Linked DNA regions of Mus musculus: region 1 is linked to region 2. Evidence: chromatin loops called from intact Hi-C (ENCODE). Cell type or tissue: heart. All regions are shown on one strand. Links, peaks and the distances in the headings refer to the core of each region. The heading gives the core; the rest is flanking DNA. Region 1 overlaps Dlg5 (discs large MAGUK scaffold protein 5). Region 2 overlaps Gm31392 (a long non-coding RNA gene).

Evidence for each region. A loop is a pair of places that touch in the nucleus more often than their neighbours do. Peaks named below come from ENCODE experiments on the same cell type or tissue, not always from the same donor. Only the 100,000 strongest peaks of a DNase experiment are listed, where the experiment ranks them.
Region 1: it touches region 2 in a loop (4-fold over the local background); 6 of 42 quality-filtered maps call a loop at or near these places.

The regions. Positions count from the first base shown.
Region 1 is chr14:24,179,625-24,184,999 of GRCm38, reverse strand. The region is part of intron 5 of Dlg5 (discs large MAGUK scaffold protein 5); the gene reads left to right. Among named protein-coding and RNA genes, the nearest start is that of Gm52143, 29 kb to the left of the region's middle. In heart, for the core only: a CTCF peak has its summit at 2,873 (motif pointing left); a DNase peak (open chromatin) is centred at 2,769; H3K27ac peaks cover 815 bases.
Region 2 is chr14:24,065,112-24,070,486 of GRCm38, reverse strand. All of the region lies in intron 1 of Gm31392 (a long non-coding RNA gene), which reads left to right. It also overlaps the pseudogene Gm6158. Among named protein-coding and RNA genes, the nearest start is that of Gm31392, 6.0 kb to the left of the region's middle. In heart, for the core only: CTCF peaks have their summits at 1,592 (motif pointing right) and 2,629 (motif pointing left); no DNase peak of the experiment used is centred there; H3K27me3 peaks cover 1,016 bases.

The sequences.
Region 1 (5,375 bases), core at 179-5,178, 110 kb before region 2:
TTTTTTTTTTTTTAAAGATTTATGTATTTTATGTGAGCACAATGTCACTATCTTCAGACACACCAGAAGAGGGCATCAGATCCCATTACAGATGGTTGTGAGCCACCATGTGGTTGCTGGGAATTGAACTCAGGACCTCTGGAAGAGCAGCCAGTGCTCTTAACCGCTGAGCCATCTCTCCAGCCCCAGAGGGCAGCTTTTGGGAGTTGATTCTCTCCTTCCACTGTGTGGGTTTCTGGGATTGAACTCAAATCAGGCCGTTAGGCTTCACAGCAAACATGTGCCTTTACACACTGAGCCATTTGCTGCCCCTGTATGTATGGTAAACTTTTGATTGTTATAAAATATCCGAGTCCAGTCAACATGTTTTTAAAATCAATTCTACCAGATCATTTGAGTTTCTGTTCTTTCCTCTGTGTCTAGTTTAAAAATGTTCCTTTTTGATCCATGAAAGTTGACTTTTCCCCAAGGTATCCAAGATGTTTTCCTCTTTCACTAATCTAGCTGGGAAGCTGAATATGTGTGGTATGGTATGTATACATACCTCTGTGTATATGTGTGGTATGTATGTGCATTTGTGTGTATACCTGTGTGTGTGTGTCTGTGTGCATGTGTGTATCTGTGTGCATGTGTATGTGTTGTATATGGTGTGGTATGTATCTGTATCTGTGTGTATGTGTGTGTGATGTGGGAGTGTGTGTGATGTGGTATGTATGTGTATTTGTGTGTGCCTGTTTGTGTGTCTTTGTGTGTATGTGTTTATGTATGCATGTGTGTGTGTCTCTGTATATGTGTGTGTGCATATGTATATGTATAGGTATAGGTATATGTGAGTGGGTGAATGTGAGTGTATATCTGTGTGTGTATGTATGTTAGTGTGTGTGGTGTGTGTGTGGTATGTGTGTATCTGTGTGTGTGTTGCTTGGTTTTAATTGTCAACTTGACATAACGTAGAATCATCTGGGAAGGGAGTTTGTTGAGGGATTCTCTGGAATAGCTGGCCTGTGGGTATGTCTGTAGAGGATTGTCTTGATAGTCAGTGTTCTGATGCTGTGAAGAGACATGGTGACCAAGAGAACTATTATAAAGAATAACATTTTTCAGTTATTCTTTTTTTTTTCTTTCCATTTTTTATTAGGTATTTAGCTCATTTACATTTCCAATGCTATACCAAAAGTCCCCCATACCCACCCACCCCCACTCCCCTACCCGCCCACTCCCCCTTTTTGGCCCTGGCGTTCCCCTGTTCTGGGGCATATAAAGTTTGTGTGTCCAATGGGTCTCTCTTTCCAGTGATGGCCGACTAGGCCATCTTTTGATACATATGCAGCTAGAGTCAAGAGCTCCGGGGTACTGGTTAGTTCATAATGTTGATCCACCTATAGGGTTGCAGATCCCTTTAGCTCCTTGGGTACTTTCTCTAGCTCCTCCATTGGGAGCCCTGTGATCCATCCATTAGCTGACTGTGGGCATCCACTTCTGTGTTTGCTAGGCCCCGGCTTTTCAGTTATTCTTAACTGAAACTGAAATAACTGCTTCCAGTTTTAGATGTTTAGTTCATTGTTCTCATGGCAGGCGACATGGCAACATACAGGTAGAAGTGGTGCTATAAAAGATGAGAGTTCTACATCTGGATCCAGATCCACAGACAGCAGGAGGACAATGTGACACTGGGCTTAGCTTGAGCATTTAAAACCTTAAAGCCTTCCCCCAGTGACACACTTCCTCCTATAAGGCCCCACACCTACTCCAACAGGGCCATACCCCCTAATTTCTCTCAAGTAGTGCCACTCCCTAATGACCAAGCATTCAAATATGTTAGCCTGTGGGAGCCATTCCTATTCAAGCATCCACACCTAGCCTGCTCTGGGGTGCGCCAGTCTATGCTGGGTCCTGAACTGAGACTGAAGCAAGATAGCTGAGAACAAGCAACCACAGCCCACGTGTTCTCTGGCCCTCTGCTCTTGGCTATGGATGTGGTCTTTCGTGTTTCTGCATTGACTTCCACTCTATAGTGGGCTGCAGCCTGGGATTGTGAGCCAAATAAACCCATTTCTTTCCTAAATTGCTTTTGGCCAGGGTGGGTTTTTCTTTTTTCTTTATCACAGCAACAGAAAAGTAAGTGTGTGTCTGTGTGCACTTGTGCCCTTCCACTAAGAATATAATCTTCTACTGATGAACAGAAAATGCTCTGGCCTGGCAGATAGCATCTTTTCCAGGTCTCGGGGAGTCACACGACTGCAGCTTTCCCTGGTTTCTATGAGGCTGTTGATGATAAAGTGCAGGCTTGAGTCTGAGCCCGTGTATGAGAACTTGAGAAATGCTCGGAGTCTGGGGGCCTCTTTAAGGTCTGGATGCTGTCCTGTGGGAGCCGATGCCTCCCCAAGGCTGTAGCAAGGCAGAGGCTAGGAGGTACAGGGAGGTGGAGCTGGGATTACCTCTTCACTTGGGGTTTTACACCCAGGGAACCCCACTGTGCCCTGGAGGCAACCATGGTGGAAACAGGGCAGATCTGCCCTCTCTCACCAATCTCTTGGGACCCTACCAACTCACCGCATTGTCCGAGCTGTGCTGAGCAGCATAAAGGACACTTGGGTTGGCATCAGCATTTGCCTAGGCCTGACCTGCCTTACCAGGAATGGAAGCATATCCAGACAGCCTGGGTCGTTCAGCACACTTGGCGCTAAGCTCCTCCGAGTTAGGGTGTTTGGGAAACTGGTTCTCAGTAAAAGGACGAGCTGTAGTGGCACAGAATCCAGAGTTGTCTTGTGGACTGGTGAAGATGGTGCTGCCGCCAAGCTGGCTGCCTTGAGAATGAGGGTTTCTTAATGAAAGCTGGAGAGCCTGTGTTCGTACTGCTGCCCTCTTGTGGGCAACTCGGAGTATGGCAGCTCTGCCTTTGTTTTGAGTTTTACCACCTGAGACAGAGGAGTATTGGAAAGTGAGACTTGCAAAGTTAGTCTCTTGTTGTTGTTGTTGTTGTTGTTGTTGTTGTTTGTTTTGCTTTTTCTAGACATACTTTCTCTGTGTAGCAGCCCTGGCCATAATTCACTTTGCACTACCATACCCAACTATGAAGTCAGTCTTAAATGGAGTATCTGAGGTATTTGTCCAACACAGCAAACCATTGCAGAAGCCAGACCCTCTCTAGACACAGGAACCTGGAGACTTCTGTCGGGGGTGGGGGTGGGAGTGAGGCGGCGGCAGTGTTGGCCTTCTTAGCCATGGCGCTGTCTGAGAATGTCCACATCGTCTGCTCCTGAGTATTTCAGGTGTCCTCAGTCTCCACTAGTCAGTGCTTTGTGGGAGAGGAAGAGGATATGATTCTCTGTCCATCTCAAGTTATGAATAGAAATATATATATTTAAAGGAGTTCAAGGGTTTCAGTGGGGAAAATAAAAAATGCTTTTTTTAAGTCCCAACAAGAGGATATTGTTATGATCTCAAGGTAAGAAGGAGAGGCCTTCTTAGCACAACTTCAGTACACACTGCAAAGGGCATCCTTTTGGGGTTTGCAGAGAGTGAGACACACGCCACATAGGCAGAGGATATGTGATAAACACACCCAGGAAACTAGCTCCTGGAGGGCTGCGCAGCCTGGGTGGACAGTTCTAACCCAGCATAGAATGGAGGAGAAACCAATCCAAACCTAGAAGACAAAGATAGATAATTCATAAACACAGAAAAGATGCCCAGGTTTGCTTGAAGTCAGGAATGGAAACTGAAGGACCAGGGCTGAAGAGATGGCTTAGCCGTTAAGAGCCCTGGCTCAGAGACCAGGGTTCCATTCCCAGGACCCATGTGGTGTTTCCAAGCATCTGTAATTCCAATTCTGGGGGATCCGGCCCCCTCTTCAGGTTTCCACATGTAATCTACGCATGTAGTACATTTAACATATAAGCGAGCAGAATATTCATACATATAAAATAAAAATACATCGTAAAATATTTAAATGAAGAACTACTTATTAGCTAGTGGAACTGATAATACCTTAAAAATATGAGTATTGTACAATAGCTCAGAGGTGAATGGAAACTTCGGTGTCTCATATGACACAGGCTGACTTCTAACTTGCCATGTAGCTGTGGATGACCGTGAACGCCTGACGGTCCTGCTTCTATTTCTCAAGGGCTGGGATTGCAGGCTTTGTGCTGCCAGGATAGGGGCTGCTGCTTTTCTCTCTGCCAGGCTGCTGTTCCTCTCCCCTCCCCCTCCCCCTCCCCCTTTCCCTCCCCCTCCTTCTCTCCCCTCTCCTTCCCCTCCCCCTCCCCCTCTCCCCTGTCCTCCCCTCCTTGCCCGTCCTTCCTCCTCCTAAGGACAATTTTCCTGTCAGAATGGCTCCTAGGTTTTGTGTGTGTGTCAGTGTTTGTCTGAGAGTAAAGTGTTTCCTTAACTCTCACAGTTGAGAGTTTGCTTACCTTCTACTTTGTAAATAAGTTTTGTATTTCACTGTACTAAGATTTCTTTTTGAAAGGAGTAGTTTCTGAAAAGAACAGGAAACAAAGTTAGGGGACATAGCACATGCTGTAATCCAAGAATTCAGTAAGTTGAAACAGGGAGACTGGAATATGTTTAACACCTAGGCTCTAAACAGTATAACAAATAGAGGAAAAATGAAAGACGCAGAGAGGTGGGTGGAGCTGGCTTCTGGCAGCCTTGCAGCCTTGGCTTCTGAAGGGGGTGGGGGTAGGGGACGAGGACACAGAGACAGAGATCAGTGGTCTCTGATTATATTTTCTAAAAAATGTTAAGTTCTTGTTTCTGTGGATATGTGCGTGTGGATGTGTCTGTGGGTGTCCACAGAGGCCAGAGGAGGTGCTGGATCCCCTGTAGCTGGATTTACAGACATCTGTGGTGCTGGGAACTAAACCCAGATCTTCTACAAGAGCCTCGAATGTTCTTAACCTTAGAGCCATCTCTCCAGCCCCCTGATTTTTTTTCAAAGATTTATTTATTTTTATTTTATGTGTATAAGTGTTGTGCCTACAGGGTGTCTGCCTCCCATATGTGGGTAGTGCTTGTGGAGGTGAGAAAAGGGTGTTGGGACTGGAGCTACGGACAGTTATGAATTAGCATGTGCGTGCTGGGAACTGAACCTGGTCCTCTGCCAGAGCAGCAAGTGCTCTTAGTCACAGAGCCATTTCTCCCTCTTAATTCTGACTTTTGAATCACTCCTTCCTTCTGTGTCCTGTCTGTCTCTGGAGGAAATGTCCCACTGTTCAAGGTTGTGACTGTCTGGGCTGCAAAGATGGTGTTGATAACTCAGGGCCCACACGGTGAGCAAGGTTGTTCCTGGGCTGTAGGAGCTGCAGGGGCTAAGCCAGCCTTTCCGGTTTTGTCCTGTTATTTGAGAAATAAGGAAGCAAACCCACAGA
Region 2 (5,375 bases), core at 247-5,246:
ATGAAGGTGATAAGAAGACCCCAAGGATGTGGCCTATTTACAATCAACCGTTCCAAGAGAACCCTTGTGATCTGTTCCTGGATTGCCTCAGTGTTCGCCTCAGCAAAAAGGTACAACATTGTGCAGCTGAAGTAGTGAGTGTGGCTGTTTGGGTACCGTAGCTGGTTCGCAATTGCATTTAAGAAGAGATATCGGCCCTCAGTGTCTAGGTCCACAGCCAGGTTCTGGAAGATGTCCATGTGTGCTGAGTGGGTGATGGTGCTCATTGACGGCGTGCTGCCCTTGTTGTGGATGTGTGCGATAGCCTGAGTCCCTACGTAGAGCACCAATGCATTGATAAGCTGGAGGTTGTAACGATTCCCGGGCTCATTAGATACCTGTAGGTTACTACGCAGATCAGACAGGAAAGTGACCGGCGACCGAGTTTTAAGATAAGAATCCAAATCCTTTTTGAACTGAGGCGGCATCACTCCAGTGAAATTGGTGAGGATCCGAGGTGCGATGTTAATTTCGCTTAACATGTCCACCTTCAGATTAGGAGTGAATGGGTCTGGGAGCCTCATGTTTCTTGGGAAGGCACTCAGGATCAAATTTCTTAACTGGATACAATTAGGAGGGATCACATCACAGAACCCATAATGGTAATCACAAAGGAACTCTGGGAAATCATGCAAAAGAACCAGCAGCACTCTCAGAGTACCCTTGTAGAGGATTTGCATAGGTTTAGTGAGTTCCACATTTCTAAGGAAAGGGTAACACCAACTTCTGTAGCCAGTCTCAGAACAGCAGCTGGACTCACCATCACATAGAGATCAGGTTTTGCTTTGGTAGAATCACTCCTACGTGATGATACTGTGTACTTGTTTTAACATTACTTAATACATTTTTTTAATGTTTTGTTATGGCTTTTTCTTTTCTATCTTATGCAACGACATGACCAAAGGTGGCTGTCCGGGCTGCTTTGAAATCTACGTGCCCAGCCTATGTGACATGGTGCCATCGATGCAGACCTTGCAGTAGCACTGTGAATTAAGCATCCTAGTCTATCCGATTCTCTCTGCCTCTCTCTCTGTCTCTCTCTGTCTCTCTCTCTCTCTGTCTCTGTCTCTCTTGCTTTCTTGCTCCTGCTCTCGATTGCTCTTGTTCCTTCTCCTCTTTCTCCTCCTCCTTGTAATACCAAGGCAACCCAGGTTTTACTGTTTTCTGGAATAGAGTATTTGTGTTAAACTGCTATAAATTCTCCATGACATCCTTGGCAGAATTCAGTGGTGAAAACATCTGGGCATGGAGATTTATTTTGAGGGGGAGTTTAAAGTTAGGAGGTTTTTTTGTTTTTTGTTTTTTGTTTTTTTTTGTTTGTTTGTTTGTTTGTTTTTTAACTAGTTATAGCACATTGGGATTATATGAACTGGGTTGAGGTAACTTGTGCTTCACCAGGTTGTTAGTTAGACCTCCATCACTGTGACATGTGTGGGGACAGCTCTAGGAAGAAGTTATTGGGATTGACATTCAGATGCTTCCATTATTTGTGACTGGGAAGTGAGTCCCAGAGCCTCAGGGCAGAAGGATGTGAGTACTTCTTTTTACCAGATGGTGGCGCCAGCCTATAGACTGCAACCGAAATGACAAAAGCCAAAGGGAGAGGTGTATTCATGAGCTTTGCCTGGAAATGCACCAAGGATGCAAGGACTTGCTTTCTTGGGATAGCCAGGGTGACTGGGAAGGCCCAAATCAGCAGGACTCAGGGTTGCGCTACACTATACGGGTCACCTTTCTGAAACTCTAACACAGTAAGTACTGTGTATGAGGGTAGTTTAAAAACACCACCACCACCACCACCACCACCACCACCACCACCCAACAGCTGTGGCTTCTTTAAACCCAGGGAAGCAGGGAAAACTCTTCAGACAGGACCCCAACTACATAAGGATTCAGACTTTGTGTATCGTGTCCAAGCTATAGTATGAGTGCAACCTGGGATGGGATATGAGATGCTCAGGCTAACACAATTTCACCTGTCAAAACACAGGCATTTAGGATGATGCAGCATGGGACCGGGGTGTGGTTCATGCTAGAGTGTATGTGTAGGCTATGTGAGGCCCGGGGTTCTAGACCCTGACTCCTCCTACCCCTTCACCTCCAGACAGAGAAATGGAAGGCATGAGCCTTGTAGGTAGCTGGTTGTCATAGCTGGCTTCAGCTTGGGCCACCTGGGAAGAGGGGACGCCAGTTGAGGAACTGCCTCCATCACATCAGCTTATGAGCATGTCCATGGTATGTTTTCTTTATTGCTAATTAATGTAGGCGGGTCCTGCCCACTGTGGGCAGTGCCATTCTTAGGCACTGGTCTGTATAAGAGAAGAAACCAAACAAGGCAGAAATGAATGTTTCTCTATAACTATGAGCACGTGCCTTGCATTCCTGACTTGGTTCCCTCGATGATGTGAGCCAGATCACCTTTTTCAATTCCCGAGTTACTTTTGGCCATGCTGTCTATCACGGCCACAGAAGCCTACCTATAACACCTTTTAAGACTTGTTTCTTCCTTTCTGTATTAGCTGGGTGCCTTGGAAGACAAGTGGCCTGAACTTCCAGTTGCTTCTCAGAACTTTGTGGTGCTAGCGCCCACTGCTGTCCATTCCTTGTTCTGCAGAAGACAAGTCGAGTCCCAGTGTTGGCCAGCATTCTTTGTTTTCCCTGGGGATTGTAGCACCGATTCACTCATTACAGTAGCACTGTAAACTCATTGCAGTGCAGCTAGGCTCCTCTCCAGCCCCATTGTCTGAAGAATGGAATGCTAGCCAGCAACAGCATCAAGAAGAGAAAGGTAGCCCTCGCCTCAGTGACACTGGTAATCTAAGAGCAGTCTATGAATCTATGTATCTCTTCTTTCAGGGTCAGTTGAGCCCCTTGAAGTGGCACCTTGCAGGGTCTAAAGACAAAGCTAAGGACACTATTTTTTTAAAATCAGATATTTTCTTTATATACAGTTCAAATGCTATCCCGAAAGTTCCCTATACCCTCCCTCCGCCCTGCTCCCCTACCCCCCCCCCAACTCCCACTTCTTGGCCCTGGCATTCCCCTGTACTGGGGCATATAAAGTTTGCTAGACCAAGGGGCCTTTCTTCCCAGTGATGGCTAACTAGGCCATCTTCTGCTACATATGCAGCTAGAGACACGAGCTCTGGGGGGTACTGGTTAGTTCATATTATTGTTCCACCTATAGGGTTGCAGATCCCTTCAGCTCCTTGGGTGCTTTTAACCCAGACACTATTGTATATGCCAGAAAGATTTTGCTGAAGGAACCCTGTTATAACTGTCTCATATGAGGTTATGCCAATGCCTGGCAAATACAGAAGTGGATGCTCTATAAGATGGAACACAGGGCCCCCAATGGAGAAGCTACAGACACGCTCTTTCAAGAGAAGGAGGCAGGGACACTTAAGAGAACACTATCGTCCTCTTTTATCACAGAGACAGACACCGAGACAGACAGACAGACATACACACACACACACACACACACACACACAGGAAATGATTTAAGGTAACAGTATCCTGTTCTGACTGTTTTGTGTTTGGTTAGACACTTCTTAGCCCCTCTGTGTCTCTCTCAACTGTCATATCTGTCTTGGCAACACATTTGACATTTTCATGGCCTTGACCACGGTCCAGATGTATTAATCAAAATACTTGGTAAGTTATGTCTAAAGTAACTGCTATGCTCTGCTAGGAGGGAAGGTTTCAATGTTACTCTGACCCTGATCTAATAACTCTGGTGTAACTTGGTGGTTTTTGCCTTTAAAAATGCTGAATTCCTGTGCTTGGGCACTGAGAGATATTTTGGAGGCTCAAGCCTGCTCTTTGTCTGGCCATCGATATAAAAGACTTAAAACTTTTAATTGGCTTAATTAGTGTGGTAGTCAATAACTATCTCGTGTGGATCATTGAGAGAAACGAGAGGGGAGTCAGGCACCTTTGTCTGTTAGCTTGACTCCGGAGATGACTGACTAAGAAAGACTTGCTTTCGTGGAGGAAAGCTCTGGGGGCCTGGACTGCTCAGAATGGGAAAGAGGAGAAACCCAGGTAAGGGTGGCCATTCCCATCCATCTCTCTGTTTCCCCATCCCCTGCGGTGCACAGAGTCCCACACGCATGCGCCCGCTGCCGTGCCTTCCCAGGCCTGATGAATTTATATCCCATCAAACTACACGCCCCGTCCAAACCCCTCCTCCCTGAAGTTGCTTCTTGTCATGTATGCTGTCGCTGCAGTGAGAAGGGAATCACACCAACCCTCAGGCTGCCTCAGTGACGTGTGGACTGGGAAGAATGAGCCGGGGGTCTTCTGGGAGCAGAAGGGAGGAAAGAGGGGTGGGTCTTGGGGCTGGTGGGGGTGCCGGAAGAGGACAGCTCTTCTCAACTGCCCTCACATGTGCCTCAGAATCACTCCTGACACTGCTGCAAATGAGCATCTTCCTGATCCCGTGGGGACCGAGCTGCAGTGGAGAGACCCCCTCAGATGGCGGTTGCCAGTGTCTTCCTGAAACAAGAATTGAAATCCAAGTCTGTCCTTTGGCTTTTGCTCACTTTCCCCCACTGTGCCTCCTTTTTTCAATGTAGTCAAGCAAGACTAGCACTTGAGAGGCTGAGGCAGGTGGATGGCAAGCTTGAAGTGAGCCTAGGCTACCTCTCAAGACTCAAAGCAAGCAAGCAAAGCCAACAACAGGGGGGAAAAACATAGCTATATTTATCATCAAATCAATGTCAAAATAAAAACCTGAGATTCTCCACCCAGTGAATAATCATTGGCAAATGTCTTTCCAGGGTAACGATGCTCAAAGGTGGCTGTTGGCTGTTTAATGCATATGTCACAGTCTGTGGCAGTCTGCTAACCTGTCAATCTTGTATTCTCATTTGCCTTGGTAACAGGACTCATGGCAATGTGCCCAAGAGAAATAAAATCATTCTCCGGGTTCCTTAACTGATAGGAACTACTGACAGCATTTATAGTAGAAGAGGTTCCTGCAGCATCTGCTGTCATGTTTCCCTGGGATTCCCTGTGCCAAGGAGGGCCAAAGAGAGTCCCCATTGAGCATCTGCTGTGGGAGCTGGAGGCTCCTCCTCCATTGTCATCCCTCACCATCCTGGTGACCTGCACCTTCGCCCTGGCTTTTCATGCCTGTGACAGGCTCTGACTGTAGCTTTCTCTGGGCCAGGCTGGATTTCTGGTAGCCGTAACTGGGCCTTGCAGGTAGTGGAACAGAGGAGCAGAATGATCTGGAACCTTTGGTGAGTTCAAAGAATTGATACAAGCTTGTGTTTATTTTAAATGAACCATTAGTCCATTTAAAATATATTTTCTGTTAACACCTGAAA